Regions from separate parts of the Homo sapiens genome. Here region 1 is linked to region 2. Evidence: read pairs that join two places in POLR2A ChIA-PET (ENCODE). Cell type or tissue: PC-3. All regions are shown on one strand. Links, peaks and the distances in the headings refer to the core of each region. The heading gives the core; the rest is flanking DNA.

Region 1 (4,405 bases), core at 211-4,210, 92 kb after region 2:
TTTCACTGACGTTGCTTTGTTTGCTCTGTATAACCATGCTCTTAGGTAGGTGTCCTTATTCCCATTTTACAGATGAAGGAACAGGCTCAAAGTTGTTAAGTGTCTTGACCTAGGATATTGAGTTTGCAGTGGCTCCCCTGCGACCAGCACTCATATATTCTGGCCATTTGTCTAGAGAGCAGTGCAAAATTTATCTTTTTGAGCTAAAATTTTTTTTTCTTGTACTTAATTTCAACCTGATAAGTTATTATAAATATTTGGAGTAGCAGTGGTGAAGAAAATCCGGTGCTAATTTTGTTCATGCCCTGTGAGCTACAAAATATCAGTTAAGGCCCATGTAGGGCCTTAAATTTTGGGTGTACTTAAATTTATTTGTGCATTTAAATAAGTGTACTAAAATTATGTAGAAAGACTGTCCATTTGACTTAACTTTTTTCACAACTTGTGATGGCAAATTAAATGTATAGTGACCACATACTGACAAACAATGAACTTTTAGGTGTATGTTGGGATTTGTAAGTGAGATTTGGATTATATTTAGATTATGTTAATCCCCCCCCCATGAGACATATTTCTGAAGTTACAATGAAAATTAATTAGAGAATATGATTTGATATTCAGATACCTGAGCTACTCCTATTTCTGTAACATGTTCATATTGTAACTTGATATTAACTGATGTTTTTAAAGAAGTATAAGCAAATTCTATAATTTTTTTTTTTTTTAAGAGATGGAGTCTGGCTCTGTTACCCAGGCTAGAGTGCATCGGTGTGATTATAGCTCACCACAGCCTCAAACTCCTGGGCTCAAGTGATCCTTCTGCCTCAGCCTCCCAAGCAGTTGGGCTACAGGTGTTTGTCACCACGACTGGATAGTTTTTCTTTTTAAACTTAAAATGCTTTTTAGTTTGGCACTCCGTAGTAAAGGAGGTTCCAGAAGCCAGTAAGAGAACCTCTGCCAACTATGAAAGAGAAGATATTTCTATCTACAAGTTATTTCAGGATCAATTATTCAATTAATATTTTATATAATAGAAAGGTTTTATTTGTTAGGACTTTATCTTTAAGTTCCCCAAGAGTAAAAAGGTCTAGTCATTATTATACTGTGGGAGAATGATAGAAGATTGATTACATTAGAACTCCAGAACTTCTATTTATTTAAAAGATTTAAGATTTGACACAAAAGCGGTTTATTTTAGAATGTTTATTTCTATAGATTGTCATTACTTCAACTCAGTTTTCATAATTTGTATTTGAGTATACTAACTTTGGAACATAGTGTAATATTAATGGCTACAGAAGAGGTTTGTTGAAGAATTGTAATTTGAAAGAACAGCATATGTTTATTGAAGAGAGCATATAGAGATGGAAGTGGTTAGAAACTATGAACTTTCTTTAGTTTGGCTTTTCATGTAAAGTGGAATATGAAAACAAAAGTCCTAAAGACAGTTCAGCAGAGTTCCTCTTCACCCTGTTTTTAAGCAGTGATGTAAACCATGAATTTAGTGTTTCCACCCTCTTTTATACCATGCAACAACCTGTGAAGTAGGAACTATTATCTCCACTTTGAATGAGGTACTGAGTTTCAGAGGCTCAGCAACTTGCCCAAGGTCATTCTTCTGGTAAATGGTGTTGCTGGCATTCCATCCCAGTTCATTCTGTCTACTGGAGGCCATATTTATAATCACTCACTCCCCTATCGTGCCTCCTAGGCTTCCCACGTGGCATTCATACCACTCCACAATGCATGGACCAGTCTAGGCTCCCACTGAATTTCTTATGCCTATGGCAATAAGGCATGGCTTTCCAGCCCAGGGTAAAAGAGCTTTTTCTCTATTTGTGTTTCTGCATTGTTAAGCCTGTTGTCATACACACAGTTGCTCCTCAGTAGCTTATTTCTTGACTCATTCTAAACATATGGTAAACTTCTAAAGTTAAAAAAAGTTAGTGTTATATTGAGATGAAATATCTGTGATTAAAAAAATGAACATCATGTCACAATATAAAAAAGAAAATAGGTTTGGATTCAGATAACTTAAATCCAAAGAGAATTATATTTTAGCTTTAAAAGGGATTCTACAGATGATCTTGGAGCATTATAATCTATCATTATAAATTTGAAGAAAGGAAGGCCTAGATTAAGAAACTAGGACCCAGGCCATTTGAGTGGCAGAGGTGGAACTGAGATATAAGACTTCTGGTTTGGTGTTTTGCTGTAGAAATCTGTTTAGCTCCAAAATGATGTAAAACACATTTTTAGCCAATTCACGACACCATCTTTACAGCAGGAATAGGTGAACAATTTGTTTTTATTGTTTATAAATGGTTAAAAAATTAAACCAAAATGTTATGTATTGTTAGAATGAAACTATAGGTAATACATTATGCATGTCAACTTTGAAGTTATGTTACTAGTTCTACTTTATTTAGTGGCACAACATGATTTTAGTAGTTAACGGATAATAAACTGTACGTGGCTTCAGTTTAGTTCCCTGTGTCCTGTGAAAACAGAGCAAGAATTTGCAAAACAATAACACATTGTTAAATGGCATACCAGTTTATCAAATGCCCTAAGTTTATTACAGTCTGATTTTAGGAAAAACCATTCCAGCTTCACAACAGCTCATCCTAATCTTAAGCAAAAGAGTCTTTAAAAGCCATTTCAAAGCTGTTAGATTTTGTTCTGTCCATGAAAGCATAAATTGCTCATAGCTGTTGATGAGGAGAAAAGAAGTTTGTAAAGCCATAACAGATTTAGTTGTGAAAGGGTCATTTAACTGATTTGTGTACTGCGACGCCTCATGGTGGCTGTATTAAGAAACTACTGTAGTGAAATATTGCGACCACATACCTTGTCACTCGGACTGAATCCATTTACATGTATGCAGGCTAAACATTAGTAAGTTAAAATTCCAAATAATATTTTTAAGGTTAGTATATTTGTAAGTTTTATTTGGGAGAAAATATCTTTTGTCCTGCAGTTCAGGGAGGAAACTTCATATGCCTTATCAGAGTTCTGCTCCTGGGAGTTCACCTGGGAAATGACCATCATTCAGCCCTGAACTTCCAGAAAATACTAGCCAGGTAATCTGGGCAGCTGCGACTCTATTCTGCTCCTTTGTGTAAATGAGAAAAAAGTTACCTCTTTTTGTGATACTTTATTTCTAAGTGTTGGAAAATTGTCATAATAGATTGATTTTGTTAGAACACAACACTTTACTGCATTTTGAAATGTCGTCACAGAGATACAGATCTGTGCTTGCTGATGTGAATGGCATCTCTTAGGGTTCTAGAACATAGCATGACTTCCACAGATGTATACAGAGACCCTGCAGGCAGTTATATCCTAGGAAATCATGTCTTTAGACATGAGATGTTAAAACATCACATCTGGAAACCTGTACATATTATATATTTATTGAATGTAAAATGCTAGTTATTTGTAAAATCGTTACTTTAAAAGTTATAAATATAATAGAAGCCTGGCACAGTGGCTCACACCTATAATCCCAGCACTTTGGGAAGGCCAAGGCGGGCAGATCACTTGAGGCCAGGAGTTCAAGACCAGCCTGGCCAACATAGCGAAACCCCATCTCTATAAGAAATAAAAAATTTGACTGGGCATGGTGGCTCACGTCTGTAGTCCCAGCACTTTGGGCGGCCAAGGCGGGCGGATCACGAGGTCAGGAGATGGAGACCATCCTGGCTAACACAGTGAAACCCTGTCTCTACTAAAAAAAAAAAAAAAAAAGAAAAAAAGTAGCCGGACATGGTGGCGGGCACCTGTAGTCCCAGCTACTCAGGAGGCTGAGGCAGGAGAATGGCATGAACCCGGGAGGTGGAGCTTGCAATGAGCCGAGATCCGCCATTGTACTCGAGCCTGGGCAACAGAGCGAGACTCCGTCTCAAAAAAAAAAAAATTTTTTAAAAAGTAATAGAAATTAAGAGAATACATTATAGAGACGTTTCTTTACCTCTGCGGTTTATTGACAAAAGTCTTTACATTCTGTTACATATCTCTTGGCCCAACCAATTTAATGTATTTTCCAAGTTAGTGTGTCTTTTAGAGTTTGATTAAAGAAGAAAATTTTCTGACCTTTATTAAAAAGCTTTTCTTTATTAGATGGGTACAGTAATAGAATGCAAAATGACTTTAAGCATCTATCCCCTTTATCCATCATTAAAAGCTAATTGTCACATAATATAAGTGCAACTTGATGGGATTTTTAACGTACCAAAAATTGGCAATCTGTGATGAGGAAAGTGGGCTCTGTGAGGACTCAAGTTAAGAGAATGAAAGAAAAAATGAAGCTTTTATAAATCTTAAGTGGTAGCTAAATGGAAATAAAAGCTTTTAATTTTTGTAGGAGAGTAGTGATAGCAGATCAGTACCTTATGTTTTGCTG
Region 2 (4,405 bases), core at 82-4,081:
GTTCAAAATTTAGTTCTTTTGAGCTTTAAGAGCAACCCCAATTCTAGTTTTCTGTGATTTTGAGAATAATTTCTGTTTACCCTGTCACTGATCCATATTTCTCCTTTCAGACTATAATCTTAGTTTCAAAAGTCCATCTCCATTTTTTTAAGGCTTTAAGAATTACCTTGGTCTTCTCCAACTCTTTCACAAAACAGCAGCTGAAATTTCTAACAGTAGAGTTCTGTTACCTAAATTATGACATATCAATATAATAAAAAATCATGTTATAGATGTATATTTACTAATCTAAAAATGTTTATGATTTAATATTATAAAAAGCAGGTTTTACAACTGTACAGAACATGGTAACAACTTTTGTTCCACAAAATAAGTATGATCACAATAGCCAGGTAAATATTGCAGACTGGACAATATTTACCTTTACTCTTCCTTGAAACTCCACTAAAATGACAATTCCATAAAGGAAATAAGAGAGAAACTGCAGGTAGCAGCCTTAGAAGTGAAGTCAGGGAAGATGCCTCTGAGACAACCATGCGAGAGAAGTTATCCAACAGCTGAGAATGAGCCTCTGTGTGAAGAATTGGAGAAAAGCACATCAAGACTAGGGAATAAGAGCAAAGGCCCAGAGGTGGCAAAGGGCTTTTCATTTATGATAAATTAAAACCCAGGAAGAGCCTTTGATGGGTTTTAAATTTGGGAGTGACATGATCTGATTTTTTGTTTTTTCTCTTGCTATGGCAAGGAAATCTATTAGAATTTGGCAAGACTGGCAGCAGAGGACCAATGAGGATTCCATTCCTGTTGTCCAGGTGAAAAATGATGTGATTTGGGCTAGGAGGAGGCTGCTGAGATTAAAAAATAGAAATATATTTTGGTGGTATATTTTGATGATATATTGATATGTTTGATGACAGAGATATATTTTGTGATATATCCTATTTGTTCCCTAGGACTTTAACATCCCTATCTGGATATTAAAATAAGAGAAATCAAGCATGTCATTAGCTTCCACAATGTGGCAAATACTGTGCCATCTACTGGGATGATATTTATATATTCAGGATATCTATTATGATTGGTTGAGCATCAATGGGATGCCCCTTGGTGGGGGTAGAAAACTACTTAAGAATTATATCACTTATTCTTATGTCTAGATGTATAGACTACAAATTACTTGCAAAAAAAATCCAGTTCAGAGATGAATTATTTGAAAGGAAATTCCTAGTTCTATAAATAACTAAGACACACAGTTTTAAAAGGAGACATAATACTGGCTTCTTAAAAGTGTTTTAACACAACCTACCTCACTATTTTACAAAGAGAACTTGTTCTTATAAGGCCATGGATTCATTTGCCAAAGGAATCCAGGCCTATGTGGCAAAGGGACCCACTTATTGACTCTGCTTCTTGAGACTCAGAGTTAAGTAGACTTGGGAGGGTGGACAGAGTGGTCCTGCCCCAGGCTCAGTGGCTAAAACTGTCAAGGAGGTCCCTGAAATAACCTTGAAGAATGGGCAAGTCTAGGCTGCACTGTGAAGAGTCTCAGTAGTGTGTGACTAAGGCTAGCCATAGTCACACACTTCCCAGGCTGCACTGTGAAAAGTCTCAATGGTGTGTGACTAAGGCTAGCCATGATGACATAGTGATACACAGAAGGTTTTGCTGTAGTGAATAACGACAGAATATCTGCATGCAAACTAAGAGCTATAATTTCAAAGCCCGAGTTCAGAGCCCCAGTGGTGTGCTGAGAGGCATTCAGACCAACAAGGGCATGACACAGAATAGACAAGCATCTGTTGGCCTTTGGGCACAGTCTTCAACAGTGACACTAGGTACCAGCCAGGATCAATAGCAATCCTGAGTTGATTAGTCATTACTGATCTCTTTATGCCCAGCCCTGGGAGCAGGAATGGCCCTGCCTATCAACCCATCCTCTGCAGCAAGTAAGTATATCCCTGGTATTCTTGGGAAATTGGCCAGAAGAGAGGAGAGATGAATTGGCCAGGTAGGTAGAGAAAGCTCAAGAGTGATAGTTAGGACTTCCTGCTAATAAGGCACTTAGTGGCTTGAATATGTTTCACAAATAAATACATAAAACATATCTGCTCAGATTTATATACAAATTTCAAGGGCAAATCATTCAAATGTGTATTCCTTCAAAGTTTTATACATATGAATGACTTATAAGTGCATATATGTTTAATTTCCCAAAACATTAAAAGTTATCTCTGAATGATAAAATATCTAGGCAACATATAATTTTTTTATCTTCAAAATTTTCCAAATATAAAAATGATATGTCAGAAAAAAAATAATGATGTAAGTTTTTTTTTTTTTCCTAAGGAGTGGAGGGCCACAGAGTTTAATATAGTTAGTTGAAAAACTCTGTTTTTTTTTTTTCTTGCTGAATATCTAAGGCCAGTGTGCTACCCACAGAACCCATCAGGTATGAATTTTGAGGAGTTTCCATGTCCTGGGTTCCCCTCCACTCCCAGTCCAAAGACTCCCCAGAACCAGCTGGGTAGAAGAAGACACTAATAAATATCTCAGATAAAGTTGGACCTCTGACCTTATAGAGCAGTAGTTACCATCACTTCTTGTGAGAAGTGGGAAGAGCAAGGAGAGTATAGGCTGGAAACGGCTCAGTCATCCCAGGTTACTCAAGAATATGGGTCTTAGTTATTCAGCATGCTATTACATTTATAGTATGCTTATTGACTTATTTCAGGAACAATGCTGACCTTTCAGATCGTTCTGAATGACAGTAGGCTCCTGCTATGATTTGAATGAATTCCCACAAAATTCAGATGTCACATTGGGAGGCAGGGCCTTTAAGAGGTGAGTAGGTCATGAGGGCTCCTCTCTTGTGAATGGGACTAAGACCCTTGTAAAAGTGGTTTTCATGTCAGGCACAGTGGCTCGCACCTGTAATCCCAGCACTTTGGGAGGCTGAGGCAGGCGGATCACTTGAGGTCAGGAGTTCCAGACCAGCCTAGCCAACACGGTGAAACCCCATCTCTACTAAAAATGTAATAATTAGCCGGGCATGGTGGTGCATGCCTGGAGTCCCAGCTACTCGGGAGGCTAAGGCATGCAAATCGCTTGAACCTGGGAGGCAGAGGTTGCAGTGAGCCAAGATTGTGCCACTGCGCTGCAGCCTGGACCACAGAGTGAGACTCTGTCTCATAAAAACTAAAAAAATAAAAAATAAATGAAATACAAGCCTTCAGCTTGCTTGTCCTTCTGCCTCCCACCATGTGAAGGTTCTTCCCCTCTGGAAGATGCAACAGTATGGCGCCATCTTGGAAGTAGAGAGCAACCCTTGCCAGACAACCAAACCTGCTGGCTCCTTGATCTTCGACTTAGCCTTTAGCACTGTGAGAAATACATTTCTGTTTTTTATAAGTTACCCAGCCTGTGGTATTTTGTTATAGCAGCACTTCCATAGACCATAGACCAGCCTCCCTCCACCTGGGTACATGCACCTCCATGGCAGCATTTCTGAAGGAGTCATTATAAAATCTTTATAATATTGATGCTCGTTTTCCACCAAATGGAAGTCTATAGCTTCTAGAATCTTAGTTGTATCTTGGTGACAAGCTTTTAATTCACTTTAAAAATGTTAACAACCATTTATATTATTAGCAAATCTCTTTTTAAAAGTTTCCAAATGTCTACCCCTTTTCATATAAAAAATAGGCCTTTTTTTTTCAGGAGAGAGAGGAAACTTACTTTGTTATAATACATGGCATGAGTCATGGAAAGAGCTTGAATAATTTGTAGACACGTTGCTATTGAGTCATCGTGAATGATACAAGACCACTTGAATACTGATGAAGTTAAATCCTTTATAATCATAAGAAATAAAAATACTACTACTTTTTTATTTTATAAAACTCAATTTCACTTTTAACCTAGAAGAGACACTGAGGCTAGATAGTAACAATTATCATTCATATATGAGGAAGCTTATTCCCTAAGAAGCCAAATGGGATCTTCAGCAGAGAGAAAGAAGTGGAGGTATAACATGGACTTGAACACAAGTATTACCTCTCCTTATCTAATAAATTCCTTTTTCCACCACAATAGGTAGAATATTATATTAAGAACCAAATTGTCTCAATTGTGACAAACATCTTCAAGGATCTTGTGATTCTAAATGTTTTAAGCTATATGACTGACAGGGTTTGATGGGTGCATTGGAAAGCCAGTGATTTATTATATAATTTAAGTGCCCATCTGTGCAGCTGGGCAAAGACATAGCTGATGAAAATATCAGCTGTCCAGCTGTTTTCTCTGCTCCATAAAGGTCATGAGGATTGCTTATCTGGCTGCCATCACCACTCTAACAACCCCACCTTCTGTCACAAGGATGCTTCATTTCCATACTCTCCTGAAAAAG

What was found. ChIA-PET counts read pairs that join two places held together with the same protein. Peaks named below come from ENCODE experiments on the same cell type or tissue, not always from the same donor. Only the 100,000 strongest peaks of a DNase experiment are listed, where the experiment ranks them.
Region 1: POLR2A ChIA-PET joins it to region 2 with 6 read pairs; 2 of 35 experiments call an interaction of 5 or more read pairs at or near these places.

The regions. Positions count from the first base shown.
Region 1 is chr3:107,541,110-107,545,514 of GRCh38, forward strand. The region is part of intron 2 of BBX (BBX high mobility group box domain containing); the gene reads left to right. Among named protein-coding and RNA genes, the nearest start is that of BBX, 20 kb to the left of the region's middle. In PC-3, for the core only: CTCF peaks have their summits at 2,786 and 2,988; no DNase peak of the experiment used is centred there.
Region 2 is chr3:107,448,858-107,453,262 of GRCh38, forward strand. The region is part of intron 1 of LINC01990 (long intergenic non-protein coding RNA 1990); the gene reads left to right. Among named protein-coding and RNA genes, the nearest start is that of LINC01990, 20 kb to the left of the region's middle. In PC-3, for the core only: no CTCF peak of the experiment used is centred there; a DNase peak (open chromatin) is centred at 1,604.